Linked DNA regions of Mus musculus: region 2 is linked to region 1. The links are chromatin loops, found by intact Hi-C in ENCODE. Cell type or tissue: left cerebral cortex. All regions are shown on one strand. Each heading gives the region's core, and the rest is flanking DNA. Links, peaks and the distances in the headings are about the cores only. Region 1 has its middle 10 kb from the start of Gsta1. Region 2 holds the start of Gsta2 (glutathione S-transferase, alpha 2 (Yc2)).

What was found. Peaks named below come from ENCODE experiments on the same cell type or tissue, not always from the same donor. Only the 100,000 strongest peaks of a DNase experiment are listed, where the experiment ranks them.
Region 2: a loop joins it to region 1, with 16 times the contacts of the local background. A loop is called at or near these places in 2 of 42 quality-filtered maps.

The regions. Positions count from the first base shown.
Region 1 is chr9:78,212,401-78,228,458 of GRCm38, forward strand. It overlaps the pseudogene Gm3126. Among named protein-coding and RNA genes, the nearest start is that of Gsta1, 10 kb to the right of the region's middle. In left cerebral cortex, for the core only: no CTCF peak of the experiment used is centred there; a DNase peak (open chromatin) is centred at 8,932.
Region 2 is chr9:78,345,615-78,361,672 of GRCm38, forward strand. It overlaps Gsta2 (glutathione S-transferase, alpha 2 (Yc2)), which reads right to left and starts at 1,531. Exons shown (of 7, transcript NM_008182.3): 1 at 1,475-1,531. RefSeq lists a cis regulatory region at 13,319-16,058. In left cerebral cortex, for the core only: a CTCF peak has its summit at 12,619 (motif pointing right); a DNase peak (open chromatin) is centred at 12,644.

The DNA.
Region 1 (16,058 bases), core at 4,960-12,959:
TCCTCAGCATGCAGTCACTCACATGCTATCTGACCTGTCTGGGAACAGTATTTCCTGCACTCTTTGTTAAGACATGAAACTCCCCAGTCAGGTCTGGCAACGTTCACAGGGACAAACGGGATAAAGAAGTCTGAGTATTTACTAAGTGACCACACTCTGGGTGTGACCTCTTGGGCTTTCTCCTGTGCAGTTTATCCCCATGAGATAAGCTGCCTCAGAACAGCAGCCCACACTGCTCTGCAAGCCAAGGCCAGGCAGGGCGTGCATCGCGTGAAAGAGTGTTGTGACCATTGCCTTTGGCTTTTTCATTTAGTATTTATGACAAGTGACTTTCCCTGTGGCTTGGGAGGTTTGGGAGGGCACACAATCAATCAGACTTTTACCTAGCAACCACTCTCAGAAACTCACCTCATGTACCATGAGAGTTACTTTAGGAACTTCCCACTTGAAATGACATCAGCTAGAAGCCCTGTTGAAACTGCTCTCCATTTCTTTCCCAACTACCCATGGAAGCGATCAGTGTAGCTATACATGAGGCTACTATGAATCTTAATGGGAAGTAAAAATGTCAATGAAAAAGTAGGATGGGGGGGGTCGGTGCAGAAAGAATCAAAGTTGAAGAGTTGCATTAAGTTAAAATGAAACTATTTCAGTTGAAAGTTTGCCAGGGAATTATGTAAGTCTCTTTCTGGTGCTGGGGACTGAACAATGAAGGGCCTCGAATGTGTTTGCCCGGTACACTACCACTGCTCTAAGTCCAAAGCACCAGAAACACCATTTTTCATCTTTACTCATTTCTTTCTTTCTTTCCTTCTTTCTTCCTTCTTTCTTCCTTCCTTCCTTTCTTTCTTTCTTTCTTTCTTTCTTTCTTTCTTTCTTTCTTTCTTTCTTTCAAAAGCTCAACATCTTTATTATATGCAAACAAGGACATACACATACACAGTGCTCCATTCTTGGTACCAGAAGCAACCTTATTCTACTTACTGACAAAGGCAATCTGTGGCCTCCAGTTTACAATAATAGTAGCAGGAATGTAAATACTCCAAGCAGGCACTTGTAGCAAAGGGGACTTCCTTAGGCTGCCTTTGGCCCCTAAGTATGTCCAGCAGCTCTGGACAAAGTTGCTTAAATCTGTGTTTAAGTATCTTGATACCCTCATAGCATCCCAGAGGGGTGCGGTACAGCTCCTGGGCCAGCTGGCTCAGCGTGGCTGTGTGACAAAGAAAGTTCTTCGGGACAAGCAGAGAGAGATCATGATAGAAGTTGACTTTGAGGAGCTGGGAGCATTGGCTCAGGGCAGTCAAGAGGGCTTTGAAATGAGAAATGAGCAGCCCTTATTCTACATGGCTCCAGTTCCAGAGTTTGCAGGGTACTTGAGACTTTCCCAGGGATGAGCCCTGGAAGCTCATGGCTTACATCAGATAGAAAGAGAGCATTCAGGTTCCGATGCTTGTGCTTACAAATATTCAGACAAGGGGGCAGGCGCTTGAAGTCTGACTGTAAGAGCCGAGGGCAGTCCGTGATTGACAAGGTCTCCGAGGGGGTGGTCAGGCAGTTGAGCCACTTGTCAAGGGAGTCTTCTAGAAGGTAGCTATCACTCAAATAGAGATTCTGGAGACAGACGACATTGGAGTACAGAGACAGCAACGTGCTTTGCCGCTCATCTTCCTGGTCTTCACAAGCAGTAAAACTGAAGGGCTTCATTCCCTCAGGGCTTCATTCCCTCAGGGCTTCATTCCCTCAGGCGTGAGCGTGTGAAGGTTACTCATCCCCTCCAGGTGAGGAACAAGGTCTACCAGGAATTCAAGCCACCATTGACTCAGCCGTAGCTCCAGGATATAGTTTAAATCCACCAATTTAAAGATCTTTATCACAGTAGAGACTGGGGAGGCACAACTGTGGAGCTTCCTACAGCACAGATGAATGGAACATTTTCTCTGCTGGACCCACTGCAACAAGTATATGGTCCATTCATCAAAACTGGCCTTCATTAGTTCAAACATCGGTTACCACCTTGAGATGTATCTTCCTCCCAGGGCCAGGACAGATCTCCACTGGCTGCTTCTGTGCCATGATCTGTGGTGACCGGTTATCTCCACGGGATCCAGCTTGTATACTCCAGAGGTCACGGTGCACATTCTTCCTCAAATCAAACACTCTGAGTTTGCAGCCACTGGAAGGAACCTTCCATGTGACCAGGGCATTCAACCCTTCAAGCAGTGCTTTCAGTCTCCAGGTGAGGGTCCTCTATCAGGGCTCCTATAGGAAGGCATGGGAAGGGCCAGGCAGACACCATTGAGGTCAGGACCTCTGTACACCTGTCGGTGAAGGCCCCCTTGAACATCTCTGGGAATAGCTGACTGGCAGTTCCTTCAAAGCAGAAACGGTTAAAGCTTCCTCCTTCAGTAGAGTGTGTCTTGCCCGCTAAAAGAGTGTGGGTCAACTCGCATTGTGACTGGTTTTCAGGGAAAATGATCCTGATCTGAACACGTTAAAAATCTCTAGATCCCAGCAGGGGTAAGTGGTGACTCCAAGTGGCTCTAGGTTCCAAAACCACTCTAGTCGCCGGGCGTGGTGGCGCACGCCTTTAATCCCAGCACTTGGGAGGCAAAGGCAGGCAGATTTCTGAGTTCAATACCAGCCTGGTCTACAGAGTGAGTTCCAGAACAGCCAGGGCTACACAGAGAAACCCTGTCTCGAAAAAAACAAAAACAAAAAAAACAAAAACAAAAAAAATCCAAAAACAAACAAACAAACAAACAAAACAACAACCCAAAACCACTCTAGTCATTTCAACAAGTATTTTGAAGGACTGGAACCCAGAGACATTTCATTTATTTTCCTCATCCCCAAAAGATGGGACATCTTTGTTTCAGTAATAGTCCAAAGCAGAGGCTGGTAGCATGAGGTTGGCACACATTAGAGTTCTTCTCAACGACATTCACACATGGTAAAAACTCCATGGGAACAATATGAAGGAGAGTCATACAAAGTAAGGACCATGGCAGGGGACCATGGCCATTAGCAGGCTGGGACAAGGCTGCTCTTAACTTCTGCCATCTCTCCAGGCCCTTGTATTGTTGGACGTATGTACTGGATAGTGGCTATCTTAGTTAATCGTCTATTGCTGTGGTAAAACACCATGACCAAGGCAACTTATCAAAGAAGGTGTTTAATTTGGGACTTCCAGTTTCAAAAGGTTAGAGTCCATGACCATCCTGGTGGGGAGTATAGCAGTAGGCAGGCAGGTAGGCATGGCACTAGAGCAGAAGCTGAGAGCTCACATCTTGAGACACAACCACAAGGCAGAGAAAGTGATACTAGGAATGGCACAAGTCTTTTGAAACTTCAAATCCCCCCCCCCCCCATGACACACCACCTGCAACAAGGCTACGCTTCTTGATCCTTCCCAAATAGTTCCACTAACTAGAAACCATGCAGTCAAACATATACGCCTACGAGGACTATTCTTATTCAAATCACCACAGTGGTCAACTTATCCAGAGGTTACACTCTTGGAGACAATTGGTTCTCTCTCAGTAGCCATCCATAGCCAATAGTCACTCAGCTGGGTATGTGACTTTGTGCCTACTTTCCCTCTCTCTGCTGGGATTTTGTCTGCCTTGAGTTTGCACAGGTTTTGTGTATGTTGCCAGAACCATTGTGAGTTCATATATACAGCTTCCCTGCTGTGCTCAGGAAACACTATTTCTTTATGATTGACCACTGCCTCTGGCTATTACAGTCTTTCTGCCCCACTTCTGCAATGATCCCTGAACTTTGGGGAGACCTTCCATTTGGGGCTGAGCGTTCTGTGGTCTCTTGTTCTTTGCATCTTGACTAGTTGGAAGCCCCTGTGTTATTTACCACCTACAGCAAATAGAATCTCCTCTGATGAGAATTGAGAGTCATACCCATACTTATATTTGTGTGTAAGTACCAGGAATCAGTTTAATACTATGTCCATTTAGCAGCAGCAGAGTCGTAGGTTTCCCCCTTAGGGCCTGTGACCTGTCTACCCACCAGTTCTTGACACAGTAAAGGTACCAGGGATAGGCTTCACCTTGTGGAATGGGAATTAAATCCAAGAAAGTGGTTGATCATTCTCATGTTCTTCTTGCCACTATGGTGTGAGTGGGCCTGTCTTGCCAAGCCATTGTTGAGGTTTGGAGACTGGCTGGAGGATTAAAGAACATATGGACCACATTTACTGTATATCCAACAAAAAGAGTGTGGTGCTATACAGGAAGCTTATGATCTTCTAAAAATGGTTTCATATCTGATTGCCAAATACATCTGAGAACAGTCTGTTAAAAAAAAAAGAGTTTCAGGCAAATAGCTAATAAAAATAACAGAAAAATTATTATTAATTGTACATTTTCCTAGGTGAAAATGTTACTTGCAATACTAGCCTAAAATTATAAGCACATTCTTTTGTGTGGGGGTTCATATTGTCAACCTGACAGGGCATGCCTCTGTCCATGTCCATGTGGAATTGTGCTAGTCAATTAGTTTAGCTGGGTAACTATGGAACAGGTATTTTAAGAACAGCACACAGAGCGAGTAGGGCTCCAGAGTAGGGTAGAGTAGCCCTGACTTTAAGCCAGGAGAAGGAATCCAATACTCAAGAAGTTGAATATGGTCAAGTTTCCGTTTTGCTCTGAACTCTAATGCCCTTCTCTGCTAATGCGATTCTATTAGCTATGCCTAGGTTGTTTGTAGAAGGGAGAGTCACTGTTAGATATCACAGTGAATGATAAAAATAGGTGTGGGCCACAGCAAATAATCTAATCTCTTGGCCTCATTTGTGTTGTCCCAGCAAAACTTATGTCCACCTTTGTCCCTGTCTTGGCTGGGCCTCTGGAAGCCCCATATTTGCAACTGGGAAAAGTTACTTAATAGAAAGACAATTTTGATAACGTGTATGTACAATCAAAGTTCAGATCCTACTGTAGCACGACCTTCAGTCAATGACTAAGGAATTTCAGAGTTGTGTAATCTCTGTGCTCTGTATTCCTAATTACTCATAGATCATCCATTAATGTTAACTTTACTCTCCCTTTCCGTCTACTGAATTATAATGAAATTAATTCCCTGGTAATGTACACAGACTCTGAAGATGGCTAGAGTATTCTTCTAAGAGACTTTTTACCATCTAACTTTGAAAATGCCAAATTAAATGTTTTGTTGTATATATTTATCGTCAGTAGGGAAGCATATGCATATTTAAGATCAGAAGGGAAAGTTCTTGCCATGCAAGTCCAATGACCTGGGTTTGAGCCCCAGAACCCAGGTAAAGATGGAGAGAAAAAGCCCATAAAATTGTCTTCTGACCACTACATGAACACCACAGCACATGCATGTGTGCACACTCACACACACCAATACATAAGGTAAATAATTTAAAATGTGGATATTTAAAATATTTTCAGAGTGATAGAGCAGTACACCTAACATCCACCTCTGGCCTCTGCAGGAATACACACAGGTATGTGCACCCACACATTTACATATCCTAACACACATAAAAACACATATGTGAGCACACATGCACGCGCGCGCGCGCACACACACACACACACACACTCACACACACACAAAGGCTACATAAAAGAAAACCATAAACTTATCTACAAAAGCAAGTCTATCAGAGCTCTCAAAAGGAGTGCTAACATTCAGGAAAGCAACTGATACATTTCAAGCCCTGAAAAGTATATACCTGTCTATCACAAATATTTATATACAGAAAAGACATCCTTTAAATTTGACAGAGGAAAAAACTGACATTTTCAGAAGAGAACAAACGAAGGTGGTTCACGATTGCCACAGCAACACTTCAGTAAACAGTACATTCCCCTTTCCTCCCCGTCCACAACCCACAGTTCTTTCTTGTTCGAAACCTCTTTTTCTTTCTTTCTCATCTCCAATCCTTCCTATTATTCATTTCTTAACTACAACATTCTATAGTGTAATAATCGCTAAAGTGTCTGGAGCCCAACACTCTCACAACGTTCCCTCCGCAGTCACTTCACACACTTTTTTTCTGAGTAGATCTAACACTGATCCATGGCTTTACACAGAATGCTTTCCCTCCACACCTAATCTTAGTAACTAAGATCCTATGCACCACACTACCCTGGTGTTTATATTCCAACAGCTATTGAAGTTAAAGGGACCGCCGCTTCTCAGTGGGTAAAACAACATTGGCCTGGTGTACACAGCAGTGGCAGTTACCTGAACTGTTGCTGCTCTACCCTGGGCGTAATACAGGTATGATACCAGCTGCTGGGGACACAGAGACTGAAGATCTAAATTCTGAACTCTGCACCTTATGTCTGCCACAATTAGCCCTACTTAGACATTTGAAAAGCATCAATTCATATGATAAATAGATAAAAAAGAATGTATATGATTTTTAAAAGACAAAACCATGAGAAATTTAAGCAACAACATAACCCTAGATGAGTAAATCCCAATATCGTAAGAAACAGGAACAACCAGAGAAGCACAACACCCCCCAAAATAATGAGTCCACATTAATTCCTCCAAAGAGCAAATTAGCCAAAATCCAGGACAAAGGATTTAAAGAATGATTATAAGCTGCCATGCTCAGAGCATACTAAGTTTTGTTTGTTTGTTTGCTTGCTTGCTTGCTTTTGTGCTTATAGTGGGAGTAAAGAACTCTTTCCCTGCTTCATGCTTTTGTTGGCTGCCTACGATGTTTCTACATGCAGGGAAAGGCCGTTGCCACAAAGCCAGATGACCTGGGTTCAACCCCTGCATCCCACATGGCAAGGAGAGAATAAACTCCTATGAGTTGTACCTTTATCTCAACATCCATGCCATGGCATTTGTGCGCACAAATAATAAACCAATAAATTCATTAAGAGATATGATAAAAATGTAATTATAAGAATGTTTACTGAAACCAGAGAGTATGTGATAAAATCCTAAGTGAAGTTAAAGATAATGCAAACAAATAACTGAGTAAAATAATAAAGTCACCACAGGAAATGAAACAAGACTTCAATAAAGAGATTAAAATAGTAAAGATAATCAAATTGTTGAAATTTTATATATGTAAAGTTTAGTAAGTTTTAAAAAATACTCATTAAAACCTCATCAATAGACTATATTCTATAGAATGGATTATCAGGAACAAAAGACAACATAGATAAAATAGAGTACAAACAAAAGAGAAAATGTGAACATTTGGGCTCTGTAGTATAAACCATTAGAAGACAAAATTTGGATCGTGGAGATGGCTCAGCAGGTAAAGGCCAGATTTACAAATTGTGGGTCTGGAAAAGAAAGAATAGTCTAAAGGCATAAACAATATATTCAGTAGAATCACATAGGAGAAAATTTCTCTAGAGAAATAAATGATAATCCAGACTCAAGAGACATATAGAACACCAGATGGGCAAACAAAGGAAAGAACCTCCATGTTGCATTATAGTTAAAAACACTAAACATACAGAACAAAAAAAGATATTCAAAGTTGCATGAATAAAGTATTTAAGTCACATGCAATGGCAAATGCATGAGAAAAACAACAGATTTTTTTTTTAAACAGAAACCTTTCAAGCAAGGAACTCACTGAATATTGTATTCCAAGTATTGAAAGACAATAATTTCGAACTCACGTTACTATACCCAGCAAAACTATCTGTTATTATTGAAGGACAAACTCACCATGATAGACACAAACAGAAGGAGTCACAACCACCGAAACAGCACTACATTCTGTTTGAATGAATCTTTTCACTAAAGACAAAGATAAAGTCATCCATGAAGCTACAGGAAATAATAAATCATGCTGAAGAGTAGTTAAGGGATGGGAGTAGGAAGGTGGCAAGCACTACAAAGCCAATCCAAGCTAGGAGTAAGTAAAGAAATAAATGTAACAAAGTAATTATGTGACGGTGCTATCTTCTAAGGACTCATTTAGATCACCTGCATTACATTTCTGACCTGTATATTCCTCCACACCTTCTACAAGTGATCACAAAATGACCTTTCAGTCACTGACTGCTCTGTGACTCTTGACCCAGTTGCATACAAGTTTGCAAAGAAGGTGCTGGGAAGAAAAGTAATTTTGACAGAAAGCAAGTTGTGCAGGGACAGTCTTCTGCACTCCCTGTCATTCACAAGGACTGTGAAAATGAGTGGCGTTGCCCAGGAGCCCACTTCACCATCGGACCTTGGGGAGGAATGGCCTCTATCAGCTCTTGGTGCTTATACTGACACTAGAAAAGCACAAACCTTTTGTTAAATTCCACGTACATCGGGTTCTGCATAAGAGATGCAATCCAAAGCATGATGATACATAAATTTAAGACAAGGGACAGTGTGTTTGTAAAAGAATAGCAGGACACACAGATCTCAGAGTTAAAAGAGTAAATTCTGGGCATGTTGTAGGAGTGGCAGAGGGAAAGGCCAGTGGAAGTTCGGGGTTACTCTCACGACAGCCTCTGCAGTGGCCTCCTGTGATCACAGCTATGTCTGCCCTTCACCCAAAGGACTGTCACAGGTCCCTGCATGTAGGAAAAACAGGTCAAGGAACCATTCCTGAAGCTACAGGTCAATGATTTCAAGCCTGAAATAGTTCACGGACCACGGGCGCTATGTTAAAATGGCACAGGTTTACCTCTGCCTGGTGAGCATGCGCCTCAGAAGGCGTTTGCGATCCTAGAGAGCGACCAGCAGGGTTTGTAATTCTTTCACTGCCGCCTCCCATCTTTGTCCTTCAGACGCTGTGTGAATGTCTCCACCTCTAACCCATCTCCCAGCAGTTTTAAAGGCCAGTCTTTGTAGTTTTTGAAAGAATTAGAGTCTAAAAGTAAGAAAACTGATTCCAGAGGAGTGTCTCCACCCACCACTCACTTCCTCTACCCACAGACACCAACCTGTGGCTCTGGTCACACCTCATGTCTAGCCAGCTTCTGTAGATGCACAAGTTGGCATGGCTCTGCGGCAGTCTACAAATAGAACCACCTCTGCACAGGGTGGAGGGATCATCTGCAAAGGGCACTCAGATCTCAACTGCAGATGTGGTTTGTATAGCACACAAGCACGGACACTCATGCACATGCATGCATACACGCACACAATCACCCACGTTCATGCACACAGACACACGGCACTCAAACAGACAGACACACACAGAGTGACTCCTTTCTCCCTTAGCATTTACAGCTGCTTTCATATTAGTTGTTCTCCCACATACACAAATGATTTTGGTCTTCCAAATAGAATGGTAAGCTCTCCAGCTGCGAATATTGTAACTTTTTATCACTGCAGTGGTTACCACAGGAGCCCTCTCACATCTGCTCGTTTTGGTTTGACACCCTCTTTTTCTGTTGAAGGCCATAGTGTTTGTCATGTCCTTAATCCCTTGAGCATGCTTTGCCTCTTCCGCCCACTGTGGGTGAGAGACAGTGGCAAGATGAGGCAGCCCTAGACTTTGGCTTCAGAAGCCTGGAGATCCAGCTTTTGCTGACCAGCGGATTACTAAGTGAGTCTTTATCGTCTGAAGTTCTGGCACTTTCTCTGCAAAATGAAGATAACAGGGCTGGAGAGATGGCTCAGTGCTTAGGAGCACTGGCTGCTCTTCCCAAGGACCCAGGTTCAATCCTCAGCACCCACACGACAGTTGACAACTGTCTGTAATTCCAGTTCCAGGGGATCTGACGTCCTCAGGCATGGAAGCAGAACACCAATGTACATAAAATAAATTAAATAAAGAGATCTCTTAACATCTTTTAGGTAGCGCTTGACCCTAAGTGAGTTTGGTCAGATGACTGAGAGATGGGATCCTGGAAGAGGGAAGTCATCTAACAGAACTCTTCATGGTATAAGCAAAACTGGTCTCTTCCAAGTTCCACCGCGAAATGTGGTTGTTTCAAGAGAGTCATAATACACCTTGCACAGTGGTACACTCTTTTAATTCTAACATTTGGGATCCAGAGGCAGGAAGACCTCTATGAGTTCAAGGCTAGTTTACATAGTGAGTTCCAAGACAGCCAGAGCTACATAGTGAGATCCTGTCTCAAAAACAAACAAATGAGAGAGAGAGAGAGAGAGAGAGAGAGGGAGAGAGAGAGAGAGAGAGAGAGAGAGAGAGAGAGAGAGAGAGAGAGAGAGAGAGAGAGAGAGGACATCCTTTGTTTCTTTATTTGCTGGTCTTCAATGTAGCCTAAATACCATAAAAAATGACTTCAGCTAAGGAGCTTCCAGAAGAGGGAGATACTCTGGAGAATCGTCCCTTCCTGCTATTGGATGTGATTTGTAAGGGCTGAAAATTCACGGTGTGGTAAAGGGTCTATCCCTGATGGAGACAGCAGTGGAACTCACGGGGTCCTTATACAAACATCGCTGTTTGCACAAGCCAGTCATCTCTGGAAATACTGTCATGTGACTTCCTGAGATGTGACCTTTCTTTCTAAGACAGTCTGAGTTTTAAAAACATCTTAAATGTCATAGAGAGGAGTATACAGTCAGTCAATGCTGTTTAGTGACTTCTGGCGGGATCACGGAACCGAGGGGGACTCTGAGGGAAACAGAGAAGGACAGGGAAGAGGAAATGAGGTACAAAACACCACCGTGGGATAAGAACTTCGAGGAAGACTCCAGCTTCTGCTCAGCCAGCAACTTCAAGACCTTCCAGATAAACATCCCTGTTCGCACTTTAGAGTGTCGAAAGTTCCACAGGCCGCTTGGCACAGTCATGGCCACTGTACCTGTCTTTTGGTGACTTTGATAAAGAATGATAGTTACATAGCCAGGGCTACATAGTAAGAGCCTACCTCAAAAATGACAGTCACAAACGCGCAAAGATTCTCTAATCTGTTAGGTGTGCTATACAATGGCCAAGTTTCTATGACCACATTCCAGTGAACATCTGGTGTTTTCCAAGCCTGGCTTCAGCCTGTTCCTTTAAGGCCCCCCACATTAACTTTGAACTTTGACCTCTTGCTTCCTGGCACTGACCATCTCCACCTGGTCTTACTGAACTCAGATGACCTCAACTGCAGACGACATGAGATTTTGACTTCGAGTCCTTTGTTCCTGAACCCAGAACTTGCTTTTGATTGCATTTCATTTCTGACTAGTAAATATTTATCTAGATGCAACTATTTCTTTTTGGTGAAGTTCTGCCACTCTCTGGAATAGAGACTCTTCCAGAATTCTAAGCACTCCCTTGGCCCCATGACCTGTTGACTCCCACTCTAGGGGCCCAGAGGCTGAGATTCCTGTAGTCTGTGGACACGCCCAACTCCTCTCTGCCAGTGCCTGTCTTACACACGAAGTATCCTGCCTGGGGACTTGTGTGCCCTGTCGCACACACTCACATCTCACACTGGCAGCGTTCTGAGCTCTACTTTACCCCTGAAGCTCTGGGCTCAGAGATGAGGGAGTGAGCAAGAGCTGGTGCGCACTTGAGACAGCGAGCTCAGAGTTCCAGGTTCTTCCTGTGCAGTTAGGAACTCTAGCAGCAGGAGACACCTAGCCGGTTGAGTTGATGCACGCACGGCAAAGCTAATCCTGCGTCACACTGGCTATTCTTTTACTTTGATTTTGTGATACAGGAAGATGAACTTAAAGCCTCATACTGCTCTATCACTAGGCTGTGTCCCCAGCCCTCTATTTCAACCTTAGCTTATTATTAGTGTGCGTGTGTGTGTGTGTGTGTGTGTGTATGTGTGTGTGTGTGTGTGTGTGTGTGTGTGTGTGTGTGTGTGTAGGTGCCTTTCTGCATTAGCATTGGAACCTCTGGAGCTAGAAATACAGGCAGTAGTTACTACCTTATATGGATACTGGAAAACAAACCCCAGATCTCTAAAAGAGCACCTAACCTCTGGACTGTTTCTTCAGCCTCCATCTTAAGTATCTTGAAAAGACAAGGCTTTACCATGTGACCTTGGCCAGCTGGGAACTCCGTGTGTAGCTCAGGTTAGCCATGGAATTACCTTTCCTGCTCCACCTGACAAGTACTAGGATTATAGGCATGGGGCACCATTTTTCATTTTATTGTGAAATGGGGTCTTGCTGATTTGCCCAGGCTAGACTACACTTAGCTTGGCATCCATCTCAGTACCCCAGGTAGCTTGGATTACAGCTTGTGCCACTAGAATGGCTCAGTCTGACCCTTCTGCTTCCTATGTTATGAAAGGCTACCTACACTGTGGGACACAGCATCACACAGAGCTACACTAAGCTGCAGATGCTGGACCATGGCCCGCTGAACAGGGCTATATAATAATAATAATAAAAAAGGGATTTTTCTGCTTCCTGCTTCCTCCTCGATACCTGGCTCCCTGACTTTGCTAACATAGGCAGGTCCATTTGCTTCATGACTTTTTTCCTAATATTAATTTATTATGGGCAAAATTATATTATATTAAAATTCTAGTATATTTTAAAAGACTATTAATTTTCAACACTTTCTCAAATCTAATGCATATTATTTTATGTTCCTTACAATATTTGTGTGCATATGTTCTTGTATTCATATAATTGGACAGAGCAGTTACACATACTGGTTCTTTTCATTAAAAGCTCATTAAAATATTACATTACCCTTTTCCCTGAATTTCCATGACAGCATAAAATTAATGCACAGAAGTGACAAAAAAGACAAAATACACAGAGATATTCATAAGCACACACACACTTGCACATAACATCTAACTAAACGACCCTAAGAAAAACAGTTCATTGTTACTCAAGGGAATGTATATTAGTATAATTTTTCCCCAGTGTCTACAGTCTTATCAGATTAAAGGTTGCTGTGTAGGAAACATGGCTGCAAATAGGGGTTCCATGATTAACACTCAGTTCCTGACCACTTTAGTTCCCACAATAACCTTATAAAATGCATGTTACCATCTTCCCTCTCCACGGATAGGAAACCCATACCAGCAAGACAGCACAGAGCCAAACGCCAGTGCCGTGATCTCAGTTCAAGCAGTCTAAATGCAAAGGCACAGCTTATAAATAGTACACCCAGAAGGAGCTGTCGCCTGTCCCAGGTCTGTGTATGTCAGGAGAAACTTCCAGCGGGCAGTGACAAGTTCCCCGAGCATGAGTTAACCAGAAGCCGGAAGTGTTGCAAGAGAGAGCCAACACTACAGGGTTTTCATGCCTCTCAGAGGAGGGCGGGTGGGCAGAGGCTCTGATGGAGATCTGTCTAGAAGGAAGAGTGGCTGAGATGAGGAAGGCTTCGAATGACCGCTGGCCCACGCAGGCTTCACAAACAGCTGGGATTCACCCTGAAGGCAATAATGGCTCCCTGGAAGGTTTAATGGCACAGAGTTACAGAGCCTCTAAGGTAGAGTTCTGGATGCAGGATGCTGGCAAAATCTGTAGTACAAGAGGGCAGGCTGTGAGTAAAGCAACTGGCCAGAGAGCCCGAGGACAAAGCGGGGAGGTCTGTAAGGAGACTGGGTACTTTAACCATGGCAAGTTTCCAGCCTGGACATCAGCAGGCACCAAAACCATGGATCGTGTGTCTCTGAGACTGAAAACTTGATCTTGGCTTAAGATGTGGGTCACTGAGGAGGTGTCAGGTAGCACACCCAGAAAGCAGACGGACAGGGTCCAAGTATCCAGAACAAAAGTCTGATGTGTCTCAGAACCTGCTAAGTTGCTGAAATCACCAGCTCTTGTGGTCTGAGGGAGTTGGTGTGCTGCACTATTGGTGAGTTTTTTTCGAGACAGAGTTTCTCTGTGTAACCCTGGCTGTCCTGGTATTCCCTCTGTAGACCAGGCTGGCCTTGAACTCTCAAAGATCTACCTCCTCACCCTCACTAACTCCTTGACCTCAAAGATCCACACATACACACCCAACTCCAAAATTCACACCAGAAGAGGGAGTCAGATCTCGTTACATATGGTTGTGAGCCACCATGTGGTTGCTGGGATTTGAACTCTGGACCTTCAGAAGAGCAGTCGGGTGCTCTTACCCACTGAGCCATCTCACCAGCCCCCAAATGAAGTTCTTTATGAACTTAGGGGTGAAAATTCTGTGACCTTGGTGCAAAGTTACTGAAGCGCAAAAACATGCTGTCCTTGTGAGAGAATAGGAGGTCGTGAGGAAGCACACAGGTAAATTTAGAAAGGGGAAAAGGCCAGAAATCAATGACATTGCATGCCATAAAGAATAGGGCAGGCCAAACCAAATGGCTGGGAACACCACTGTGGTGAAAAGCGAGACACAGGGTTCTCTAAAGACACAACTCTTTGTGACCCTAGCTTATTGGACCTTGGTAAAATGTGTAACAGGAAATGGTGATTAATAAAAAGCAAACATGGGCTGGCAAGATGGCTCAGCAGGTAAAAGCACTGACTGCTCTTCCAAAGGTCCTGAGTTAAAATCCCAGCAACCACATGGTGGCTCACAACCACCTTTAATGAGATCTGACGCATCTGAAGACAGCTACAGTGTACTTATGTATAATAATAAATAAATCTTTGGGCTGGAGCAAGTAGAGGTCCTTAAAATTCAGTTCCCCACAACCACATGAAGGCTCACAACCATCTGTACAGCTACAGTGTACCCATATACATAATAAATAAATAAATAAATAAATCTTTAAAAAAATCTATAAACAAAAAGCAAACGGGTGCCAAAGTGGAAGACAAAGCTAACACCCAACATTATTGCAAACAAATACTTAACCCTCCATAAGGAGTTAGGGCAGACCAGAAGCCACTTCAAAACCCTCAGGAAGCAACATTCTAAACAGAGAATGGACAGTTTACAACAAAATAAACAAAACAACAACAATACTTGACAGACACCTCATTAGTCTGTTGCTCTAAGCACTAATAACAATCATATGTTTCTATGCCTACTGGGAGTGAAGACATGCATTTACACATATCAAGCTAGGTTTGTCACCCATTAGAGATAGGGTTGCATTAATAATTGATGAAATAGGTTAGATTTAAAAGCTAATATCAGTATGAACTTATCATTTTAAATCACTCAGGTACAAATAAATTAAGAGATGCAGGGAGAACTGCACACGTGTGTCTTAGTTACTCTTCTGTTGCTGTGATAAGACATCTTGACCAAGGCAACTTAAGACAAGTTTATTGAGGGCTTTCAGGTTCAAGCAGTAAGTTCATGAATGTCACAGTGACGAACAAGGCACTAGGGCTGGTAGGCATGGTGCTGGAACAGTAAGCTAAGAGCTCGCATCTGAATCAACAAACACACGGTAGAGAGCTAACTATGAATAGTGTGGACTTTTAAAACCTAAACCTACCCCCCAACACACACCCATGATGTACCTTCTCTAATAAGGTCACACCTCCTAATCCTTCCCAGACAGTTCTAAAATTGGGGACCATTTATTCAAGCATACGAGCCAATGGGAACCATTCTCACTCAAACCACCACAGCATGGTGGGTTAAGTACACCCTATACCATTGCCTGTAGATGTGCATGTATAGGTGGGTAAATCACACACACTAGGATCACTGCACATAGAACTGCATGTATATATGAGTAAAGCACACATGCTAGGATCATGTGTAAGTGGGTTAAATACATATTTGGTACATAGAATTATATATATATATATATATATATATATATATATATATATATGGCAAATCATACAGTCTAGGATCATTGCATATAGAACTTGGATGTAGGTGGGTTAGACACACTCCTTAGTATAGTACATGTGTATCTCATACACTTGTATGTATGAGTGGGTTAAACACACATGCTAGGATCATGGTACATAGAATAGTGTGTATGGTACAGATAAACACATACAATAGGGTTATTGCACATGTATCTGTATGTCTGGGTGGCTTAAACATACATATTAGGACCATGAGGGCCTCAGAAGCAATAAGTACACACAGAGACCAGTTCCTCATTTTGAATACTATTTCCAACAAATAACGCATGGCGAAATGGCTGGGTTCAGTGGAGCAGGAAGTGCTGACTAATAAAAAGCAAAGAGGGGACCAAGGTAGACAAGAGAAGATGATGATATCCCTATAGTCTACAGAGACTCACACCCTATGTAATGAA
Region 2 (16,058 bases), core at 5,006-13,005, 130 kb after region 1:
TCTGCCTCCTGGGCCAGCATCACCCAGCCTCAGCACAGATGTCAGCCTTCCTACCCTCAGATTGCAGCTGCTCCTCATGGTCGCCTAACAGCTGCCTGCAGCACATTATGAAGCTCTGTTCTTTTTGTCTTTCTGGTTTTCTTTGTTTTTCCCCATGAGCAAGTGCTAGTTTGCCCTGGACAGCTCAGTCTGGAGGACATCCCAGGGACTCTGAGACGCTGAGGCTCTCAGGGAAGTCCTTTGCTCCATCCTCCCCACACTGCAGTCAGTGCACAACATTGGTCAGGCTACTGCCTTGCAGCCTTCTTGGTGACGAGTGCCTTATACATGACATCCATGCTGAGCTGTGTGGCTCTCTCTAACCTCCCAGAGTTAGAGCTGCATGCTACCCAAGAGTCCTAGAGCCTTCTCCATGTTTGTGACTGCCTTGAATCTCAGTACAGGACTGGCCACATAACTGCTGAGTGTCGGAGCTTGCATTCAGCCTCGTTCTACAGAAGGACTTTATTCCTGCTGTATCTTCTTACATACTCTTTAGTTTCTAAAGGAAATAAGTAGACGGCCTCTTTCCTGGTATTGGATGGAAACCCTGGTATAGCCAGGGTCCTCAGATGGTTCAAGATTCACACTTTCTTTTTCCTACTTCCTTGCTCTGGCTCACCATTTAAAAATACAAATTGTGTTGGGTATTTAGATAATAAACTAGTAATAAAGTAGAAATCCTAAGTATGAAACCTGCTACTCTGTTCAACAGAATGATCAAGGCAATGGGAACACATGACAGACACAAATGACCTAGAAAACCGAGCTGGGAACCTGGTTTCGGAGGGGACCCGGGACGGTCTGTGGTGAATTTCACTTCTTAAGAGAGAGGAATCTGCAAGTTCTCTGTGGGTTTGGGGATGCAGTTCAGGAGAAGAACATTGTTGATCTTCATTTTTCCTGAGAGGGCAGGACAGACCCACTCCTCGATATCCTAAATCCCATGCCCTTAGATTCCCCTGCAAATCTGTTAAACCCCACCCTTTGGCTCAGTGACACTGAAGGAGGGGCAGGAAGGAGGGGACAGACAGAAGTAGAAGGGGAAAAAAGAGGAGAAGGAGAGGAGGAAGGAACAGAAGGGAAGAAGAAAGGATAGAAGAGGAGGACGGGAGACTGGAGGAGGGAGAGATGGAGGGAGGAAGGGACCTGGAGGGAGGGAGAACCGAAGAAGGAATAGAGGGGGAGCAATAGGTGGCTACTGGATGTTCAGTCTCAAAGCAATGCATATGAACCAGAACCAAATGCAGGTAAATCAATCGTAATGGACATTGAATATGAGCAGAGCCTATTATATACATGGGTGAGGATTACATAATAAATCCAATTATCTTATGCAATCAGTGCATGCTAACTAAATAAAACGCTGAAAAACTAGTTTGCAGTGCTGCAGACCTGGGAACAGGTTCCACAGGTTATAAGAGAGAACACTGACCTAGTGAGAGTCCTGGCTTCTTCTCCACTCAGCTCCCAATCCAGCTCCAGAGGAGTGTGCACGCTACTTTAGTAAGGCAACAATTCTTACCCAGTATAGGGACCAATAGGGATCAGCCCCTCCCATAGACACACATAGAGTCCAAGATACCAGAGTTTCATGATAGACTAGAAAGGTGACAAATCAGGAAGAGGGACTAATGAATCCCCACCCCTTCCTGAAAATTTAGAGTCCTCTAATATAGCCAGTTCCTGATAAGGTTCCTCTGAGCCTGTAAATGATCCTCATACATGCGTCTATAAAGAACTCTATAGGAACTCTTCTCCTTCTCCTTCTCCTTCTCCTTCTCCTTCTCCTTCTCCTTCTCCTTCTCCTTCTCCTTCTCCTTCTCCTTCTCCTTCTCTTCTCCTTCTCCTTCTCCTTCTCCTTCTCCTTCTCCTTCTCCTTCTCCTGCTCCTGCTCCTTCTCCTTCTCCTTCTCCTTCTCCTTCTTCTTCCCTTTCTTCCTTTTCTTCTTCTTCTTCTTCTTCTTCTTCTTCTTCTTCTTCTTCTTCTTCTTCTTCTTCTTCTTCTTCTTCATCATCATCTTCTTCTTCTTCTTTTCTTCTTCTCCTCCTCCTTCTTTTCTTTCTCTTCCTTTCTTTCCTTCTTTCTTTCTTTCTTTCTTTCTTTCTTCCTTTCTTTCTTTCTTGTCTCTCTCTCTTACACACACACACACACACACACACACACGTGGAATCGAGGGATAGGAAGGAAAGAAGGGAAAACCACTTGAGAGTCTCAAACAGTATGACCATCCTTACCTGAGTCACCCCACAGAACTCTCAGCTCTCATAACAAAGTTTGACTTTAAACTGCTGAATTAGGGAGATGGTTTTTTAAGGAGCCTTAAATTGCAGAATTAATGCATTGTCTCAAATTCAAGGCTAAGTTAAACACAACAGGTCACACTGCTCCCTGCTTGTTTTATCTGATGAAGCATGTTAATATTAAAATCCTGCAAATAGCATGATATCTGTCTTAATCTTTGCCCTGTTTTGATTTAAAAAACTCAAGAGCCAGAGGGCAGAGAAGACGGACACAGCTCACACTTAACTTTATCTGGTGACCAGTCACATTCTGTCCAGCCTGCTCTAGGTCTCAGTGCAGCCTGTGAGTCCCTGCAGTTACTCCTGTGGGAAAGTTGCTTTGTCACCATTAGCAATGTCATTTCCAAGCTAGTGAGAATTACTGATCCTTCCTGCCAAGTTCAGACAGGGCTCTTATCCACAACAAGGTCATTCTCGCTGACCTCACTCACACACCCACAAGCTGATTCATGATTTTAGTTAATCCATGGTTCATGGGTCTTGGTTATTAATCATTACCTGATGATCTGGCTGGCCTCCGAGATGCCTGTCACATGCCTAAGGCTGTATACCCTACCAGAAAGGAGGGCTGGCCTCTTTTTATCTTGGTGTCCACTGCTAATTTCTCTTCAGCTATAGAATTTCGTTCTTCAAGGACCCTTCACTTTGCTAAAAACAGATGACAACCTAGCCATTCCGCATTTCATGGTACACATATGTGCACACAGGGTCTCAGCCACAGGGATGAGTTGTGTTTGAACACTGCTCATGAAAGAGTCCCTGTCACAGCCTGACAGCCTATGGCAGAGGAGGGAAGGAAACTCGTGGTGAAAGGAGATGTCCCAGGAGAGCAATGCCAGTAGAGACAACTGGGAGATCTACAGTGCACAGCAAGGGCTGAGTCAGGAGTCCTGCTGAGGACTGCCTTTGCCTTAGAGCTGAGTGCATTGTCCTAGCCTGGAAAGGAAGCGCTCAGCTGCCTGCCTGTTCTGTGCCATTTTCCTATGGTCATGTGGAGGCCCTGTTCTTCAAGCCTGCCTGCACTTTAGCCTTTCTCTGCAGTCCAGGCTCCACACTCATGTTTCTTCAGCTGGCCCTCCTTCTCTCCAGCCTTTTCCTCTCCATCCTCTCCATCCTTCTCCTCTCCATCCTCTGGGCATGCTGCACTGCCTCCACCAGGTCCCTTTACAGATGGAGTGAAGCACTGAGTGCAGCACTCTGGAGGCAGAGGCAGGTGGATTTCTGAGTTCCAGGCCAGCCTGGTCTACAAAGTGAGTTCCAGGACAGCCAGGGCTACACAGAGAAACCCTGTCTCGAAAAACCAAAAAAAAAAAAAACCCTGAGTGAAGAATTCTCCAGGGCTTAGTTCCAAGTTTTAGTTCCAAGTTCCCATGGCTGGCCAGGTGTGCGGCAGAAAGGCCACGATGGGCATGTGACCAACTTCCCTTGAGTGTTGGAGATGTGTCCCTTTGTGCAGGTGTAGAAAGGACAGTTGAGTGATTTATCATGTGCTACTCCACCAGACTAACAAATGTCCAAGCTCTTTGTTGCAATTCCTGGACTTTATCTGAAATAAAAATTTGATGTGTCCTTCAAATGTGTTCTTTAAAATTACTTGGGCTTCAGAAAAGTTTCACGGGGCTGAGAGTGCAGCTTGGTGGTATAGCCTGCTCTGCCATGCTCCCAAGAGCCTGGGGCAGAGTTCTTACATGGAAAAGACAAGCTCAAAGGTATAGACCCCCAAATACTGTTCCCCAGTGTGAAGGTTAATGTAGACACCAAGACCCCTTTGTCACACCACTCTGAGGCTGTTTCTCTTTGTCCCTTAAAAGTTTTTTTTTTTTTTCTTTTTTTTTTTTTTTTTTGAGACAGGGTTTCTCTTTATAGCCCTGGCTGTCCTGGAACTCACTCTGTAGACCAGGCTGGCCTCGAACTCAGAAATTCGCCTGCCTCTGCCTCCCGAGTGCTGGGATTAAAGGCGTGCGCCACCACGCCCGGCAGTCCCTTAAAAGTTAATGGGGGGAAAAAAAGGTGTGCTCGTGAAGAATGCTAGCCATGATTTGGAATGTGTCTTGGGCCTTATTGAGAGTAGACCAATTTTAGGCTTCATCAGAGGCCTCAGTAAAAGGACAAAAAAGACCCTAGTTCTGTGTCTTTGCTAAGGAGTAGACTTGTCAAGGCCAGTTTGGGGATGAAGTCCTGGCCTTGAAGGATTGAGAGTTTTGGTTCCTGGGAACTTGGCTTTTCTCATGAAGAGACTCAATTATCAGTCCCAAGGCCACAGTGTGCTCCATCTGAAATGTTCAAGTCACCCCATCTGTTTCCTTTGTTCAACATTGTGTGATTAGCCTCCTGCTGACTTTGTCCCTGTGTAAGATAGCTTCCTTCCACTGTCCTTGCCCACTTTCTCTCCTCAACATAATAAATAACATGGATGTACTTCTTGTCTCTTAATTAGTTTTCTTTTATTATTTACATCACAAATGTTGCCCCCAATCACCCCTCCCCTTTGCTTCTGAGAGGTTCCCCTCCAACACAATGGCTGCACTTCTTTTTTTTTTTTTTTTTTTAACTCTTTTTTTTTTTTTTTAAAGATTTATTTATTTATTAATTATATGTAAGTACACTGTAGCTGTCTTCAGACACTCCAGAAGAAGGAGTCAGATCTCGTTACGGATGGTTGTGAGCCACCATGTGGTTGCTGGGATTTGAACTCCGGACCTTTGGAAGAACAGTCGGGTGCTCTTACCCACTGAGCCATCTCACCAGCCCCGGCTGCACTTCTTTAGTAAGCTTTTTTGGCATAAGAAACAGCTTGTGTAAGACTTCCCCATTTCAAACATATGTATCTCCTTACCTTATGATTTCCTTAACGCTCTCAAATGACCCTGTGACCTAACACTGAAGAATGACCAACTGGGCCAACTCAGGCCCTCCTTGTTATTTTCAGATAACTTGATTGAAGATGTGTGTGTGTGTTATATGTATATATATTATATATATGTTACATATGTGTATATATATGCAAAATAAGGTAAATTAATGCGGTTTCTCCCTCACCATGTGATTTCTCAGGATCATATGCAATAAGAAATATTTGGGGCTGGTGAGATGGCTCAGTGGGCTAGAGCACTGACTGCTCTTCTGAAGGTCCTGAGTTCAAATCCCAGCAACCACATGGTGGCTCATAACCACCTGTAATGAGATCTGATGCCCTCTTCTGGTGTGTCTGAAGACAGATACAGTGTACTTAATTATAATAATAAATAAGTCTTTTTTTAAAAAAAGAAATATTTGGAGTCTTCCTATACTTCCTTTACTATAATAGTAAAGCCATTCTGGGTTTATATTTATTTCTTATTCTGGATCCAAGACTTCTGCCTTTCTTTCTTTTCCTTCCTTCCTCCCTCCCTCCCTTCCTTTCTTCCTTCCTTTCTTTCTTTCTTTCTCTTCATTTCTTTCTTTCTTTGTTTTTTTTTAAGATTTATTTATTATTATACATAAATACACTGTAGCTGTCTTCAGACACTCCAGAAGAGGGTGTCAGATCTTATTACAGATGTTTGTGAGCCACCATGTGGTTGCTGGGAATTGAACTCAGAACCTCTGGAAGAGCAGTCAGTGCTCTTAACCTCTGAGCCATCTCTCCAGCCCTCTTTCTTTGTTTTAATTCATATAGAACTACTTCAAGATGTCTCCGAATGTTTTGCCTGTTGTTTGGGTGTGTGGATCACGAGGTTGTCGGGTGTGGGCAGAGTCCGGAAGAGAGCTTTGCCAATCCAGTGATAACTGTCAAATGCCCATCCTGCTGAGAACCACATTTGCTGATTAAACATGCATAAAGACCAAATTGCCAGAAGAGGACTCCAATCCAAACATCTTTAGATTTCATTCTTTGAATTGGGACCTTTTGTTTGTTTTCCCTTGGTTTTTTGTTTGTTTGTTTGTTTTTCTGAGGCATGGTATTTGTAAGTAGTTGTTCTTGAACTGGCCTTGTAGACCAAGCTGACCTTGAATTCTGAGATCAGTCTGCCTCTGCTTTCTGAGTGTTGCCTGCAAGAATCTGGTTTGGGGAGGGGCTAAACTATCACAGTGAGAGCTGCTATCATTCATGTCACCAGGAGTTAGTCATTTGGAAGAGGTGCCAGCAGCCTCTAGTTCTATCTGTGCCTTCAAATTCTATGCAAGGCCGGACTAAGCTGAAGGAGTAAACGGGAGTCTCAGGGGGCACACAGTGGCCATGGAATACTTTCACCAAAGATAGATTCCCTGACAATCTAAAAGGCTTCTCAGACTGCCCTTTGAGAATCAAATGGGAGGCCAGAACCAAATGTTTTTTTTTTTTAAGATTTATTTTATTATTATATGTAAGTACACTGTAGCTGTCTTCAGACACTCCAGAAGAGGGAGTCAGATCTTGTTACAGATGGTTGTGAGCCACCATGTGGTTGCTGGGATTTGAACTCTGGACCTTCGGAAGAGCAGTCGGGTGCTCTTACCCACTGAGCCGTCTCACCAGCCCCCAAATCTTTTCCATAAAGCACCTCGATTGACTACACACTAACCCGTTTGGACCGACTGGCTGCCTTCCTTCCCAAGGCACAGATCATCCCAGCATGGGAAGATGCCACCCCCCTCCCTTTTCACCCTTCCACCATACACTCAATAAAATAAAATAAATGAAAAAAAAAACTACTTCAAACTAGTGGCTTGCCTGCATGTACCCATGTACACCAGTGTGTCCCAGGTGCACACAGAGGACAGAAGAGGGCTTCAGATACCTGGAACTGGAGTTACACCATGTAGGTGCTGGAAAATGGACTTGAGTCCTCTGCTAGGACAAGTGCCCTTCACTGCTGAGCCCTCTCTCCAGATGGAAGGCGACTGCTGCACAACAGTGGCACAAGCTTGCAATCTCGGCCCTGGGGAAGCAGAAGCAGGAGGGGCCCATTCAAGGCCAACTGATCCACATAAGGAGTTCCAGGACACCTACAAACACACAGCAAAACCCTGTCCCTGGGCTGGAGAGATGGCTCAGTGATTAAGAGCCATAAGGACAAGACTGTTCTTCTAAAGACAGCTACAGTGTACTTACCTATAATAGTAAATAAATCTTTAGAAAAGAAAAAACCCTGTCCCCGAGTTAAAAACATAAGTAAATAGTTTTAAAATGATGGCCAGAGAGATTGCTGCTATAGAGGAGGAAGGGAGGTTTGTTTCCAGGAGGCTCACAACTGTCACAATTCCAGCTCCAGGAGATCTAATGCCCTCTTCTGCCTCTATGAAAATATGAGAACCTGCATATACAAGCAACATAAAAGCACACACACACTAATAATAGTAATAGTAATAATAATAATAAGCTAAGGTTGAAACAGAGGGCTGGGGATACAGCCTAGTGATAAAGCTGTGTGAGGCTTTAAGTTCATCTTCTTGTATCACAAAATCAAATGAAAAGAATAGCCAGTGTAGCGCAGGATTAGCTTTGCCGTGCGTGCATCAATTCAACCGGCTCGGTGTCTCCTGCTGCTAGAGTTCCTAACTGCACAGGAAGAACCTGGGACTCTGAGCTCGCTGTCTCAAGTGCGCACCAGCTCTTGATCACTCCCTCATCTCTGAGCCCAGAGCTTCAGGGGTAAAGTAGAGCTCAGAACGCTGCCAGTGTGAGATGTGAGTGTGTGCAACATGGCACACAAGTCCCCAGGCAGCTAGGCACAGGATACTTTGTGTGTATGACAGACATGGGCAGAGGAGTTGGGCGTGTCCACAGACTGCAGGAATCTCAGCCTCTGGGCCCCTAGAGTGGGAGTCAACAGGTCATGGGGCCAAGGGAGTGCTTAGAGTTCTGGAAGAGTCTCTCTTCCAGAGAGAGACAGAACTTCACCAAAAAGAAATAGTTGCGTCTAGATAAATATTTATTAGTCAGAAATGAAATGCAATCAAAAGCAAATAGTACCAGGCGTGGTGGTGAAAGACTCCGAGAGGAGCCCCTCGCTCAGGCCTCAGAACAATAGCGGACACCCAAGAACTCATGATAGACCGAGCTTGATGTAAACCACATGAGGCTTTATTCGGGGAAAGCCAGAGCTCTAGGGATGACTCATATCCCACGCAGGGGTAGAGGAGTCAACCTCGAGGGGAAAGAGGTCCCAGTTTTTATAGGCCCTCAGGGGGGAAAGGAGAAGGAGGGAGTAGGGGATTTCCAGATCTAAACAATGTCTATTCCCAAGAAATGGGTATGGGAGGGGTACAAGGAAAGAGTCTGGTGCAGGTGTAGCAACTCAAGATTGACCGGGCTGTAATTGCTGGGGAGATTTTCTGACTCTCTCAGCAACCAATATCACAAACACCTGGCAATGGGCTTCATCAGTGTGCACACACATGGGTCAAGGAACAGTCAAAACATTGGCAGACACACAGGTTCAAGGAGTGGCCAGAGCATTGTGCACCTCTATTTTTCTAAATCAGTGAAGCTAGTTCTGCTAACAGTGACATCTTTCTTGCCAATTTCAGGGATTCTGTGACCTTTTACATTCTGTCAGGATCTTTCAGTGGCACAGTCCTTTAATCCCAGAACTTGGGAGGCAGAGGCAGGCGGTTTTCTGAGTTTGAGGCCAGCCTGATCTACAAAGTGAGTTCCAGGACAGTCAGGGCTACAGAGAAACCCTGTCTTGAAAAACCATAAATAAATAAATAAATAAATAAATAAATAAATAAATAAATAAATAGATAGATAGATAGATAGATGATAATGATAATAATAATAATAATAATAATAAAAAGCAACTAGTGTGTCAAATTTAAAAAGTTATTGAAAGTCAAAGTCCGGGTGATTAGTATCTGGGGTCCTTCAATAACTAAACCAAGTGAAGAGTGGTTAGTTCCATGAAGCAAGAGCTCAAAGTTCAAAGTCAATGTGGGGCCTTACAGGGACAGGCTGAAGCCAGGCTTGGAAAACACCAGATGTTCGCTGGAATGTGGCCTTAGAAACTTGGCTGTTTCATAGCATGTTTAACAAACTAGAGAATCTTTGCACATTTGTGACTTTTATTTTCGAGATAGGGTCTTACTATGTAGCCCTGGTTGTGTGACTTTTATTCTTTATCAAGAACCGAGTGTCACTGCATGTCACCAAAAGACAGATGCAGTGGCTATAACTGTGCCAAGCAGCCTGTGGACAGTGTGTTTTTAAAAGAATAACAGGGCACACAGATCTCAGAGTTAAAAGAGTAAATTCTGGGCTTGTTGTAAAATTGGCAGAGGCAAAGGCTAGTGGAAGTTTGGGGTTATTCTCATTACAGCCTCTTCAGCGGCCTCCTGTGATCATAGCTATGTCTGTCCTCCTCCCAAAGGATTGTCACAGGTCCCTGCATGTAGGAAAAACAGGTCAAGGAACCATTCCTGAAGCTACAGGTCAATGATTTCAAGCCTGAAATAGTTCATGGACCATGGACGCTATGTTAAAATGGCACAGGCTTACCTCTGCCTGGTGAGCATGCGCCTCAGAAGGCGTTTGCGATCCTAGAGCGACCAGCAGGGCTTGTAATTCTTTCACTGCTGCCTCCCGTCTTTGTCCTTCAGACACTGTGTGAATGTCTCCACCTCTAACCCATCTCCCAGCAGTTTTAAAGGCCAGTCTTTGTAGTTTTCAAAAGAATTAGAGTCTAAAAGTAAGAAAACTGATTCCAGAGGAGTGTCTCCGCCCACCACCCACCTCCTCTACCTGAAGACGCCAGCCTGTGGCTCTGGTCACACCTCATGTCTAGCCAGCTTCTGCGGATGCTCAGGTAGACATGGCTCTGCTGCAGTCTACGAATAGAACCACCTCTGCACAAGGTGGAGGGTTCATCTGTACAGGGCACTTGGATCTCAACTGCAGATGTGACGCAAGAACGTGCACACGTGGGTACACACACTTATAAACACAGTCTAGGAAGACTGCATGAGTAGATCTTATCGGAAATCCAGTTGTAGGTCCCCAACCCAACTGAACTACTTTAACATGACACCTAGGTCATTTTTTGTTGGGATTAGAGTTTGAGACTGCTTCTATACTGTCCAATTTCCCAAATAAGGACAGAATTTTAGCATCCCAAGGGCAGTATCAACATCTCCAAATGTGCAAATGTTCTATCACCTCTGTATTCTATCTGACCAGGATAGAATAAAGCTGATATCAACAGTAATAGAAACTGAGCTAAGTACACAAACCAAACTTAGGGAGACTGAAGAACACTGTCTCAGGGGGGAAAAAGTAAAGGTTTGTTGTGTTTTGGTTTCCTTTGGTTTGGTTGAGACAGGGTTTCTCTGTGTAACAGCCCTGGCTGTCCTGAAACTTATTTTGTAGAACAGGCTGACCTCGAACACAGAGATCCACCTGCCTGTGCCTCCCTGGTGCTGGGGTTAAAGGCACCTACCATCACTGCCAGGTGAAATTAAGCATTTAAACTGATCCATCACCAAGGTGGTAGTTTGAATAGGCTTGGCCCAGGGAGTGGCACTGTTAGGAGGTTTGGCCTTGTTGGAGGAAGTGTGTCACTGTGAAGGTGGCCTTTGAGATCCTCCTCTTAGCTGCCTAGAACACAGTCTGCTCCTGGCCTCCTTCAGATGAAGATGTAGAACTCTCAGCCCCTCCAGTGCCACGTCTGCCTGATAATGGACTGACCTTCAGAACCTGTAAATTGACGCCAATTAAATGTTGTCTTTTATAAGAATTGCCTTGGATATGGTGTCTCTTTGCAGCATTGGAAACTTTAACTAGCAACCAGCAACAAGACTGAAGCAGTAATAATAACAATAGCTAGAGAGATCGCCCAGTGGTTAAGACAATTGGCTGTTCTTCCAAAGGACCCTGGTTCAATTCCCAGCACTCAATGGCGGCTCACAACTGGGTGTGACTCTGGTTTCTGGGGATCTGACACCCTCACACACACATCTAAGTAGAACACCAATGCACATAAAATGAAAATAAAAAATTTAAGGAAATAAAATTCTTGGACTGGAGAGATGGCTCAATGGTTGGGAGCACTGACTAATCTTCCAGAGGTCCTGAGTTCAATTCCCAGCAACCACATGGTGGCTCACAACCATCTGTAATGGGATCCAATGCCCTCTTCTGGCGTATATGAAGACAGACTGCTACAGTGTACTCATATACATAAAATAAATAAATCAAAAAAAAAAAAAAGTCTCGCTGGGCCATGGTGGCGCATGCCTTTAATCCCAGCACTTGGGAGGTAGAGGCAGGCGGATTTCTGAGTTCGAGGCCAGCCTGGTCTACAGAGTGAGTTCCAGGATAGCCAGAGAAAACCTGTCTCGAAAAACCTAAAAAAAAAAAAAAAAAAGAAAAAAGAAAAGTCTCATAAGTGAGCTATGCCCAGAACCAAAGATATTCACTGCAGAATTCCACCAGAACTTCAAAGATTCGACATCTGTACTATCCAAACTGTTCCATGAAATAGGAAGGAAAGGTTCTCAAACGTATTTTACGATGCAGTATTACCCTGGCATAAAAACCCAGATAAAGAGGCTGGAGAGATGGCTCAGCAGTTAAGGGCGCTAGCTGTTCTTCCGGAGGTCCTGAGTTCGAGTCCCAGCAACCACATGATGGCTCACACCATTATAATGTGATCTCACACCCTCTTCTGGCATGCAGGTGTACATGCAGAATATTCGTAGATATAACAGTAAATCTTTTTTAAAAATTAAAAATATATTTAAAAAAAAAAAACTACCAGGACAGCCAGGACTACACAGAGAAACCCTCTCTCTCGAAAAAAAAGTATTTTTATTTATTTATCAAACAATTTATTGTTTTTTAATTTCTCCATGTAAATAGCGTCCTGTACTCTTGTCTGAAAACGTTCTTTCAAATTCCCAACATGTTTTTAAGTAACATTACTTTTATTTTCTACCCACAATGCAGGTCCTGCAGAGATGGCAAAGCACACACTCAAATCTAGCTCAGTGGTACACTGGGTGCCTAACATGTGGGAGGCCCTAGATTCTGTGCTCCGTAAAACAACAACAACAACAAAAAAAATTGGATTAGCAGGAAATCAATCCGTAAAAATAGTGGAGGGGTAGGAAAGAGGGCCACGAAGTATCGGGATCCAGATTGAGAGCTCAGCTGGAAGGCAAGGATAAAACGAAACGGCTTGGTTGATTCTGGACAGCTAGCAAATCACCTTCTGTCCCAAACTCATAGCTTCTTCCACCTCTTTGGAAGGTGCGGGGATCCCACACACCTGTATACCCCTCCCTGTCCCATCCCGTCACACTGCGCTCCCAGTATCTACTAGGTCTCCGGTAGGTGGCGCTCTGCTTCCTCTCTTAAGGTTCATACAGAGGAAAAGTCCAGGGTCGAATCCCAGGAGTTTCATGTGCTGAGTACCAACCATCAGACTGTTGGTGAGCTGGCTCAGTGTTAAGAGCACCGACTGCTCTTCCAAAGGTCCTGAGTTCAAATCCCAGCAACCACATGGTGGCTCACAAACATCCATAACAAAATCTGATGATTTCTTCTGGTGTGTCTGACTACAGTGTACATATAATAAATAAATAATCCATCAGACTCCTGGTTACTCTTGCCTAGGAGGCAGATCCCTCCCCTCTGAAGAGGCTGACAGGCTGACTGACAGTTCCTTCAGTCAACCTCCCTTTAGAGAGGACCAGGGAGAAGTGTGTGTGTGTGTGTGTGTGTGTGTGTGTGTATACATACATGTATACACAGACACATACAGAATACAACACTTGTTGGGCAGTAGTGGTAGACACCTTTAATTCCAGCATTCAGGAGGCAGAAGCAGGCTGAATTTGAATCCAGCATGGTCTATTGAGGGCCAGTACAGCTGAGGCTACACAGAAAAACTTTGTACTGAAAAAAACCCATGGACCCGGAGCAAGCAGGGTCTGGAGTGAGCCAGACTGGAGCAAGAAGGAAAAGGGATGGGGAAAAAAAAGAAAAAAAGGAAAAACCTAAAATAGAGAAAAACCAACCTATAGAACGACAGTGACAGGGACACAGCATATCTTGTATTATAAGACCACGGATGGCTCACAACCATGCGTGATGTAATGAGATCTGACACCCTCTTCTGGTGCATCTGAAGACAGCTATAGTGTACTTACATATAATAAATAAATCTTTAAAAAAAAAAAAGACCACATTTCTGCTTCCTACTAACCTACAACCTAAGTCATCCTAAAGACACTGGCTCATTAGGAAGGCTAGCTGACATGGCCTTGGTGTCTGAGAATATACTGTCTTCTCCATGTCTTCTTCTGTGGAAAATGCTCCACAATAATTCTCAAAGACCAGAAGGGCAAGACTGTTCCAACTAGTAGCTGCCCGTCTTTGTCTTCCCTCCCTGGATAAGCTGCTGCCAAAAGACAAGATAGATAGAAGACAGACTCAGGATGGCTCTGGGGATAAAATACAGTTTGAAGAGTCAATCCCTGTTTTTGGTTTGGTTGGTTGGTTTTTGTATTGTTTCTTGTTTTATGTGAAGTGAAGCAGGACCACAACTGACAACTTGATTTCCTCAACTGTACAGATGTCCAAGGCCTTGGTTATTGTTATGGTTAGCCCTTTTGCTTGGCTTTTCTTAAGGAGGTAGTATTGGGATTTTTTTGTTTGGGTTGATTCATAGTAGGTCCTCTTGCAAAGCCCTGGTTAAACTTCAGGTTTTCCAGCCTCCTTCACCCAAGGAGTTGATTTTATGTGTGACACAGCCATATCTGCCCGGTGGGCCAGCTTTCCATTGTACCACCTACCGAAAACAGCTCTCTGCCCACAGTAGGGTCTGACAGCTTTCATTTCCACAACAATGAACGCTCCTGGTTTTGTGGTTTACTTTGATTTGTTGTTCTTCATCTGCCACACATATGGAATTCACAGTATTTTCCTGAATTTCCCTTTTTCTGGGAGCGATTGCACACACTCTCATGGGCAAGGTCAATCTTTGCTGTTGTAGGAAGTGTGGTGTGCATTGGGGGGTGGGCTTTGAGCAAATACAGAGCATTCACCCTCCCAAGGTCAGATTTTGAATACTGGCTTCTCAGTTCAGTATTGGACATCAAGCATCAGTTAACATTACCATAGACAACCTTTCATTGCTGACTGCTTTTCTCCAGGATTCACGAGCATTCACTGAATGCTGCACCTACGGGCTCAGGAAAAAAAAAAAAAAAGTTTGCCTGGGTGGGGGCGTTGAGAAACTGTTAATCTCTCTGCATTTCTCCTGGGAGTGAAATTGGTGCCACCTTGCCTGAAGGAAAGTGGTTACAGTTGGCAAAAGTAAGAGCAAGTGAGGTTTGTTTATCTGGGCTTTGGGAGTGGTGCTGGAGACTTAAGCCAGGGCCCTGAGCATCCCAGACAGGTGGTTCACTTACCCACCAATCCCAGGAGCTTCCTGCTTTTAGAACAGCAGTTTTCCCCCTAGAAATTTAGCCTACAGACATGAAAACAAAACAACAGTACTCAATGAATTCCACACACCTGTAAAGACAAAAGGTCCGAATACCCAATGGCCCTTCAAAAAGAGCTAATTAAATGGAATATCTGACATGGGGAAAGAGGAACATATTATACATTTATAACTGGAACTCTGTTATAACTGAAACTCTGGCTGGTTGGTGGGTCATGCCTATAATCCCAACAACCTGGAGACTAAGGAGAGAGGGTTGCCACAAGTTCAAGGCCAGACTGGTCTACATAACAATGAGACCCTGTCTCAAAAACCAAACAGGGTCAGCAAGATGGCTCAGCTTGCAGCCAGGCCCTGACGTCCTGAATCTTAGCCCCTGAACCTTCAGATGAAAGGAGAGGTCCAACTCCAGCAAGATATCCTCTGATCCCTACCTTCTCCAGAGAGGGAGAGGGGTATACCGAGAGGGGGAGGGGGAGGGAGGGGGAGAGGGAGAAGTTAGGAAATAAATACCACTTTTTAAAAACCCTTGGAAGCTTTGAAGTGGTGGCACATGACTTTAATCTTAGCACTTGGTAGGCAGAGGCTGATAGATCTCTGAGTTTGAGGCCAACCTGGTCTAACAGATTGAATTCCAGGACAGCCAGAACTACAAATAGAAAACTTGTCTTGAAAACCATAAATAAATAAATAAATAACCCTGGAAATGTATACAGGAAAATAAAACTCTTTCATTGCTTGGAAGGAGAAAATAGATGAACATGAAACGGATAATACATTTTCTATCATGTTAGGGCGTGTGTGTAGTAGCTGTCTATATGGGAGTGGGGATAACTGTGTGCCCTGGCAAATGTGTCAGAGGACAACTTGTGGAAGTCAGTTGTTTCCTTCCACAACAAGGGTCCCTGGAACTGAACTCGGGCTAGCTGAGAAGCAAGGTGCCACCCACTGGGAGTTGATCCACTTGAATGAAGTATTTGCTAAGTTTCTGCTTTTCTTTCTTTGCGATGCTGAGACTGAAGAAAGGTCTCGCCATTCCAGCCAAGTACACTACCTCCCACAGGTCACATGCCTCACTCTGGTAGTGTTTGTTTAAAATGTATGTAAGTTTAAAATTAAGTAGTGGAGGGGAGGGGCCAGAATCAGTTTGATTCCTTAAAGTAGTATCTGTATCCTTTCCGCAGATGGGATTCTACTAAGTAAACTAAGCCAGTCTCAGAAAGACGAGCTGTGCCTGTTTTTTTCCTCCTGTTTTTTTCCTCATGTGGCAATACTTGATTTCTATAGACATTCAAAGATGGTCAGTCAC